2 separate regions of the Homo sapiens genome follow, and region 1 is linked to region 2. A link is a contact called in ENCODE Hi-C or POLR2A ChIA-PET data. All regions are on one chromosome and are shown on one strand. The core of a region is the stretch at or near the end of the contact, and the rest is flanking DNA. Distances in the headings are between cores, read along the strand shown.

Region 1 (4,006 bases), core at 821-3,320, 330 kb after region 2:
AATGTGTTTGTCAAGTTGATGATCATGTTTACCAAGATCCTTTTATCACCAGCTGAGTCCTCTTTTAGTGGCTTAGGTCACCCTGGAATTATTTCAAAAACCAGCCTGATGTTTAGAACCTCCTGTGGGCTCGGGCTTGCCAGACACAAACCTAAAATGAAGCCTGTAGCCTTCATGGTAGCAAACTGTAACCTCAAGCACAATTATATGAATCATGGACAAATGTTTTCACTTTCAAGCAAGTTTTTGCCGCAGCAAAAATGACCACTTATCTAAGAGGCTGCATATTTATATATATATAAACAGTTTTTGGACATAAGAATCTTGACTATTATTTCCCACAGAGAATTACAGATTTATATATGTGTGTCTATGTGTATATATATGTGTGTGTGTGTGTGTGTGTCTGTGTGTGTATATATACATATGTGTGTGTGTGTGTCTGTGTGTATATATATATATATATAAACACCATATTCTGTGTCTTTTATATATAGTATCACTTGATTATTATAATTACCATGAAGTGCCATTGTTCTTCTCATTTTATAGGTGAGGAAACTGAAGCTCAGAGAGGTGAAATAACATCACAAAGCTAAGAGGTTGTAAATTTGGCACTTTTAAAATTATCTAGTTATTACAAAAGTTGATCTTCAGATCAACAAACTTAACTGACATTTCCTTTTTGGGCCCCATTTTCTACTCTGTGAACTGAGGAGGATTGAATTCAGTGATTCTCAAACCAGAGCATACGTCAGAACCACCTGGGGGGATTCTTAAAACACTGATTCCTGGGCCTGCTTAGAGTTTCTAAATCAGAAATTCTCTGGAGCGATTAAGAACTGGTGTTTCCAATAAGTTCCCAAGTGGTGGTTCCCAGCCACACTTTGAGATCCATTGGAGTAGATGATCTCTCAGTGTCTTCCAGCTGTTACATCCTGGAGGGTCAGCAACCTGCCATACTTCATTGGTGTGTGACCAAAAATACTGCTTCTTCATGGAGTGACTTTCCTACTACTTTTGCCAAGTTTGTTGGTTAGCCAGGAAAATTCTCAACATGAATGGAGGAAAATGCTGATGAAAATCACTCCTTCCTGTATTTATTAACTCATTTGCCAGACTAATATTTACTGAGTATACCCTTTGCAGATATTGTGCTACATACTGGAGATAGCACATGTGAAGATACTCAGCCCCTGCCTGCGAGATGCCTATCAACTATGGAGAAAACAGATGATTAATTTATTGTTATTACTAAAAGGGAAGTGCTGAGACCTATGAGAATAAAATACTTCTCTAGGATTTGTGATTATGACTTCAAACTTTTCCTAAACAGGACTATTTTCTACTGTGGTCTTAAGTCATAAATTGTCTATTCTCTGTATCTAGTTCGATTCTGTTCTTAGCTTTTTGAGGTATTTCTTTATTGGGACAGGTCAGTAAGTGGCATTTTCATTTATTTTTTACCAACCTAAGCATTTCCTTCCTGCCCTAGATGAAAACTTAGCTTTGTTCAAAATTTGCATTTTCATTTTTAGCCTATGGTGACAGTTTAAATCAACAGCAAAAGCAGAAACCCTTGTCTAAAGCAATTTCCTCACTGTTATTCCAACTTCAGTGAAATGAGAAGTCCTGGGGAGATGAATTCAGACTGTCTTCTCTACTCCCACCCCTTCTCCTAACAGTTTGGCTTCTTGAAAAAAAATAAAAGATGAAGGAAGCAGGGGTCTTGAAGGGAAGATGTCTACTGTAAAAAAAATAGGGAAAGGAAATAGTGTACTGATAATGGTTATCATTTGTTGAGTGTGCATTATATGCCAGGGACTGTCGCCAAACATTGTACATGAATTAGCAGGTAAACTTCCCCAGTAACCAATGAGGTACAGGTACCATTATTATCTTCCTTTTACAGATATGGAAATTGAAGCTCACAGAGGGTAGATAACTGTCCCAAAGTCTCATGGTTATTTGATGGAGGAACAGGAATTCAAAAGCAGGCCTGACTCCAAAATCTCATGCTTTTTACCAGTAAATTAGATCTCCAGTCATTTCAATCCCTGCATTTTTCATAGGGATGGTGCTGACTCATTTGGCTTCCTGGTTTTCTGACTCATCTCACTGAACAGGGCCAGATCCGATATGTCTTCTGCATTCTCCCTTATATCATCTTTCTCCCTGCTCCCTTTTCTATTATGGTCCACCTACTCTATCATCTTCTTTCCATGGGCCTTAAAGGAATACCTTCTTGTGGACTGTCTCTGTGATGCAGTAGAAATCTGGTAAGCTTGCCAGGGTGTAAAAAGTGCATTTGTTTAGGACTGTAATGTTTATTTGAAAGGGACTTTCAATCACAGACATGACTTTTTTATGAGCCTCATTATATATCCTTGTGATTGGAAAAATGCATCAGTAAATAATGCCTCCATGAAGAGTCACTCTCACTTGCATTATTTTAAAAGATTTGGTAATAAAAAGTACTCAGATTATTGATAATCCATAATTAATATGAAGTAAATAATGTGTGTTTTCAAATAAAATTCACCATGATAAGTGATGAGAGTATGGGCTTTTATATTTCTTTGTAAGTCAGAGACTTATAAAAGATAGGTTATCCATCACTAAGGAATATGTAGACACATTAATTTTAGCATTCAGTTTTTTTTCTCTCTTTTCTAAAAAACATGATTCTATTCTTCAAAAGAAAGAGTGGTTTTATTATTTTTCCAGCTCTTTAAAATGGTTCAAAAATCTTGGCCTGCAGACATCTTTTTAAAAAATCAATTTTTCAATAATTTAGAGTGAATCACACCCATAGGGGGGATGTGCTTTCAAAATAATTAAAGTAGAGGAGGCAGGATTATAGATCTTGAGAAAATGTGCTTGGAAAATGTCCTTTGATTTGTTGTGAACCCCAAAGCTTTGAATAAAATAGGATAGGACTGGAATCAACTTCTGAACTTTCTCACTAGCTAGTGGCATGTTACCAGTAGTCCAGAGAATGCTGAATGCCCATCTAATCTACACTGTCATCCCTTTTATTAACAAAACTTAGGCTTTTAGGGTACATCAGGGTCTTTCATTATAGACTACATTTCCCAGCTCCCTTTGCAGCTACACATGTTCATCTAAGTTTTGGCCAATGAGGTATAAGCAGATGTGTCCTGTGGGATTCCTGAGACGTCTCCTTTAAGGAGATCAGGCAGTGGCCATCCTCTTTCCCTCCCCTGGGTCAGGTAGATTGGCTGGTCAGGTAGGTTAGCAGTGACTTTGGATAAGGGGGACAGACGCCATACTCCAGGGATGGCAGAACAGTGAGCTTTTGTGGAACTTCCATACCAGCCTTGGATTCACTACCTCTGGACTTTGTTTGTATGAGTAGGAAATTTGTTTATTTGTTTTTGCTGTTGTTTTTGCTTTATTAGAAAATCACTGTTTTGTAGATTTGTAGCTACACTTAATCATAACTAATAAAAATGGTGACTCATAAGGTTTGGGAAAACAACAGTTAAATTAAGGTAGTAAGTTTAGCTATCATTATTGAGCACCTACTATTTACTAGGAACTGTTCTAAGATCTTTATTTGTAATAGCTCACATAACTCATTCAACAGTCTTTCTAAGAGACTTACCCCCATTTTACAGATGGTCAGTCACAGAGAGGTTAAATAACTTGCCCAAGATCATACAGCCAAGCCAGGAGTTAAAATCTTCAGTCTATCTCTTAAACTTTCTGTAAATCACTGTGATGAAGTGACTTGACAACATTCTAAAAACAAGTAAAACTGGACCTAAACTCCAACTTTTCCCTATGTAGGATACCTGTCTCCTAGACTTGTTGCTAATTATGTTAGTTGGCCTCTGGCACATCACTTAGAGCCCCTGTGCCTCAGACTTAACACTAATAAGAGGCATGGGACAATACCTCACCATTGTTTAGTATCCATTCTGAGCCTGGCACTGTGCCAGACACACAGATGTGTGAATGACAGCGCACCCAGAGGGAGACC
Region 2 (4,096 bases), core at 765-3,264:
CACATAGTAAACAATGGAAGTGTAGCTATCATTATAATACCATTTACTACGGTTGTAATAAACTGATCAGTTGTGTAACTATTACTTCACATTTTTCTCTCCCTGTTATGCTCAATGGTCCACAAGGAGAAAGGACCCTGCCTGCCTGTCTTTTTCGTTGCTCTTTTCTTGGGACCTGGGTCTGGCACAAACAGATGAATATTCAATATAAATGTATTGAATGAATGAATGAATATAAGGAAGTATGCTTGGGGTTAAGCTTAAGCATTCTAATTCTAATGTTGCAATGGATTAAAATCATAATCCTGGATGACAATGGTATCAGATTCCATGTTTATAGAGGTTCAAACTAGATCCTAAAGAGAAATGAAATCTGGTCTCACAAAGGGAAAGAAAAAAAAAAAAGACAAAAACAGGATGGTGTGGCAGAAAGGGCCCAGACTTTGAATTCAGATACACCTGGGTCTGAAGGCCTGCCACCTCACCTACTATTTGTATGGCTTTGGAGATGTTACTCAACTTCTCCAAGTCTCAGTTTTCCCATCTGTAAAATGGGATCTGAGCATCTCGTTGCGTTATGTACCTACATGTACAGTAAGTTTGTAAGTGGCAACAACACAGGCCCTAATCTCGGCTCAGCCACACTCAGTGAGGCTACTTAAGCTTTCTGTACCTACTGTGTGTGTGTGTGTGTGTGTGTGTGCGCGTGTGTATTCTTTTAGTAGTTAATGAGATATGATACTTTACATGTAATATTTTCTTTAATTTTCATTCAACAGCATGTGATCTTTCTTTTTTTCACTCCACCTTTCCCCCATCAAATGAGGAAGGAAAGCTCAAGCAGTTTACTATTTTGGGAAAATTGTGCCATCGTGCTTAGTACATAGTGTGTATCAGACTTAAGAAAAGGACAAGAATGAAACTATTAAAAAAATTTCTCCAACTGGCAATTAAAAGACAATGGGAAAACTGCTTCTATGTTTAAGAAAAAATAATTTAACTCTTAATTTTATTGCCACTTATCTACTTTTGACCATATATTGAGGATTCCCCCCCACCTTCCACCACCAGTGGAACTGGGGAATAAAACAACAAAGATTGAAGATGTAATGGAGAAAAGAGTGGAAACAACCCAAGACAGTGATGAAGGGGAATCTCATGAAATCATCTGTGTTGCAAATCTAGAGAGGTATGATGTACCACAGTGGAGTAACTGGATGGATGGAATTCACCTAAAAGGAGATATTCAGGGAAAAACAAAACAAACAAAAAACAAAAACAAAAACAAAAAACGCTCAAACTATTACACTAGGTTATATATATACATATATATTTTTTTTCTTTTTCTCTTCCTATTTTCCTTTTCCATTTTACGTGTTTCAAATTTACAAATAAAAATTGTAGATATTAAAAAAAAAAAGAAAGAAAGGCCCTTGGGGAAAACTGTAAAACTTGCCACTTTAGTCTCCACACCCTTTCAGCCTTCTTCAGCCTTCTTCCAGAAAGCCCTCTCTTGTGCCATGTTGGTTCCTGGAATTTTCTTCTCTCTCTAGTTCTCATAGATGAAGTAGTTCCCAACCACAGTCTATGAATTTTGCTGCTTGTTGAAGAGGAATGCCAGACACCTAAAAAGGGTTGGCACTTGCAGCTCAGCAATCTCAAAGCTCTCCATAGAGTTAAAAGCACTCTGCTACAGGGCTTTTTCCATTACATCCTTAATGTCCATTAATGCATTTTCCCCACTAGACCCCTGAATGTTATGGGCAGATATAGCCCATGTCTATCTCTGGATCTGAGCCCTTAGCAATCAGCTGCACACACAGTAGGTGTGGCTAAACCTGTGCTAAATGCATATGTGAATGCATGATGCATAAGTGACTGTGATTGCTTCCCCACCAAAATGCACAGAAGACTGACAGATGTGTGCGGTGAGAAGCTAGAATGGGAGGAGGTTGGTTGCTTGTTTAAAAATGAAACTGAACAGGCTGAGAAGCTTACTCACGCATCTGCTTTCCTTCAGTGTCCTCTGGGGAGGAAGGGGAGGGAGAGGGGGAGTTGGGAGCCTAGGAGGGCTGACAAGGTGCCCTCTTCAGCACTGAGTCAGCAACACCCGGCCCTGTGGACACAGGATGATCCTGATTTCAGGGGCTGAGTCACATGAATAACTGGAATAGTTGTTTAGATCATAATGAATTCCCAGAACCTTTCCAAGCCAACCAGCAGGCACAGGCTCTCTCCCTACCCGCAGCACTTTCCAGCTTTGTGACTTAGCGGAAAGAAAGAGGCCGAGCCTGGATCCTGGGAGAGGACAGGCTGCAAGGGAGTAGGGCACAGGGATCCTCACCGCTTCCATTGCCAAGCACTGCAGGTTGTTTCTGGACCTTTTTGTGTTTCAAGGAAGATGCTGAAAGAGACTGGCATTGCAGGCATGAATCCTGCACAGAGTGCACAGCTGTTGTGTTGCCGGGCAAATGTATGGGCCAGGGCCCTGGCACCTTACAGTGAGTGGTTAGGGTGTCAGTGATACTAAATGCCCTGGGAGTCCAGGAAAATATCCTCTGTGAAATGTCATTAGAGGTCTGTGTACCTTGGATGAAACAAGATATCTAAACTCTAGCCCTAGAAGAAACTGTATATGAGAGGGGGACGGCTAGCCTCCAAGGGATTTGGGAATGATGCATGATTCTACAGGTTGCATCTTCTAAGCTGCAAGTCAAGAGCTCAGCATCTCCCAGAAATGCCTGTTCTGAGCTCCATGGAAGTCCTACGTGAGTGCCTTGTCCAAAATATTGGCTCAGTTCAAAGTTTATGTCTCAGTGTTTCCTTCCTGAGAGTATCCAAAGAAGATCTCAGCCTTCTGTGATTTTGCTCTCCCCTCCTTGATATCACATCCACTATGAATGTCTCACCCAGGCCAGTGAACAGACCCTATTGCCACATTATTCATGTTTATGTTTGCTCTAGGGCAGTGGTTATCAAGCTTGAGCACACATCAGAATCATCTGGAAGACTTATTAACACAGATTTCTGGGTCCCACTCCCAGAGTTTCTGATTTAGTAGGTCTGGGATAGGCCCTACATTCCCAATAATACCCAGGAGATGCTGATTCTGCTGGCTCCAGGATCACACTTTGAGAACCCCTGCTCTAAAGCAATGTTCACAAGTGTATTTTTAGATCAAAGACCCATTGGAGAATCTGTCGAAAAGCTTTTCTACCACTTCCCAGTAAATAATACACAAATGCTAAAAAATCATTAAAATTTCTTTACAATTTCAGGGTTCACTAGATTTGCAGAAATTCATCCATGAACTTCTGGGTTAAAAATGAAAACTTCTGATTCTGGCCCAAACCAGAATTAATAAGTGGGATGAAGATTCATAAGGTATAGGAAAGCAGATTTTAACATTAATCAGAGGAACTGATTGAGCAAAGTAAGCATTTGTTTTGTAAAACTAGACTACCTGGTTTCAAATCCTGGTTCTGCCATTTGCCAGCTGTGAGCTGTGCTGCAGTTTTTGCATATGTAGACTTGGAATGACAATAGAACCTACTTAGTTCGTACATGCAAAGTGCATAGAATAGAGTCTGGTGCATAGTATAAAAGCAATAATTGTTCCCAATTTCTTTAGCTTGATTGACTCCTATTGAGTCAACTTCCTGATATATTCCAGGACTTCTCTACATCATCCCAGCATCCAGAGATCTAGTTTAGGTACTATGTCTAGTCTACTATATGGCAATATCCTCCCAAGTGTTCCCTTTATTCTGATTTCTCCCCTTCTCAATGCGTCCTCCAGACAGGATCCAGAGTGACCCTTCTAAAACTCATCTGCTATAGTTTGGATGTCTGTCCCCAGAAACCTGTTAAAATATGATCCTCAATGTTGGGGGTCAATGTTGGAGGTGGGGCCTAATGGGAGGTGTTTGGGTCAGGGAGGTGGATAGCTCATGAATAAATTAATGCTCTCCAGCATGGAGAGAGGTGAATGAGTTTTGCTCTGTTACTACTGCTCTGAATTGGTTGTTTAAAAGAGTTTGCTCACTCCCCTCTGGCTTCCACTCTTGCAATTTGATCTCTGCACATGTAGGCTCCT

Evidence for each region. Hi-C counts contacts between places; a loop is a spot of excess contacts on that map. ChIA-PET counts read pairs that join two places held with the same protein, here RNA polymerase II (POLR2A). Pooled maps may share reads with other maps.
Region 1: a map of endothelial cell of umbilical vein shows a loop between it and region 2 (2.0-fold over the local background). The contact joins two enhancer-like sites. A Hi-C loop is called at or near these places in 1 of 168 maps with a recorded cell type or tissue (endothelial cell of umbilical vein) and 5 of 50 pooled maps. POLR2A ChIA-PET finds 5 or more read pairs at or near these places in 1 of 52 experiments (activated T-cell).

The regions. Positions count from the first base shown.
Region 1 is chr1:59,482,186-59,486,191 of GRCh38, forward strand. The region is part of intron 6 of FGGY (FGGY carbohydrate kinase domain containing); the gene reads left to right. Among named protein-coding and RNA genes, the nearest start is that of FGGY, 190 kb to the left of the region's middle. Within about 2 kb of position 2,071, at least 3 of the 41 ENCODE cell types and tissues checked have a DNase peak (open chromatin) inside an H3K27ac peak, as active enhancers do.
Region 2 is chr1:59,149,122-59,153,217 of GRCh38, forward strand. No RefSeq gene overlaps it. Among named protein-coding and RNA genes, the nearest start is that of HSD52, 4.4 kb to the left of the region's middle. Within about 2 kb of position 2,015, at least 25 of the 41 ENCODE cell types and tissues checked have a DNase peak (open chromatin) inside an H3K27ac peak, as active enhancers do.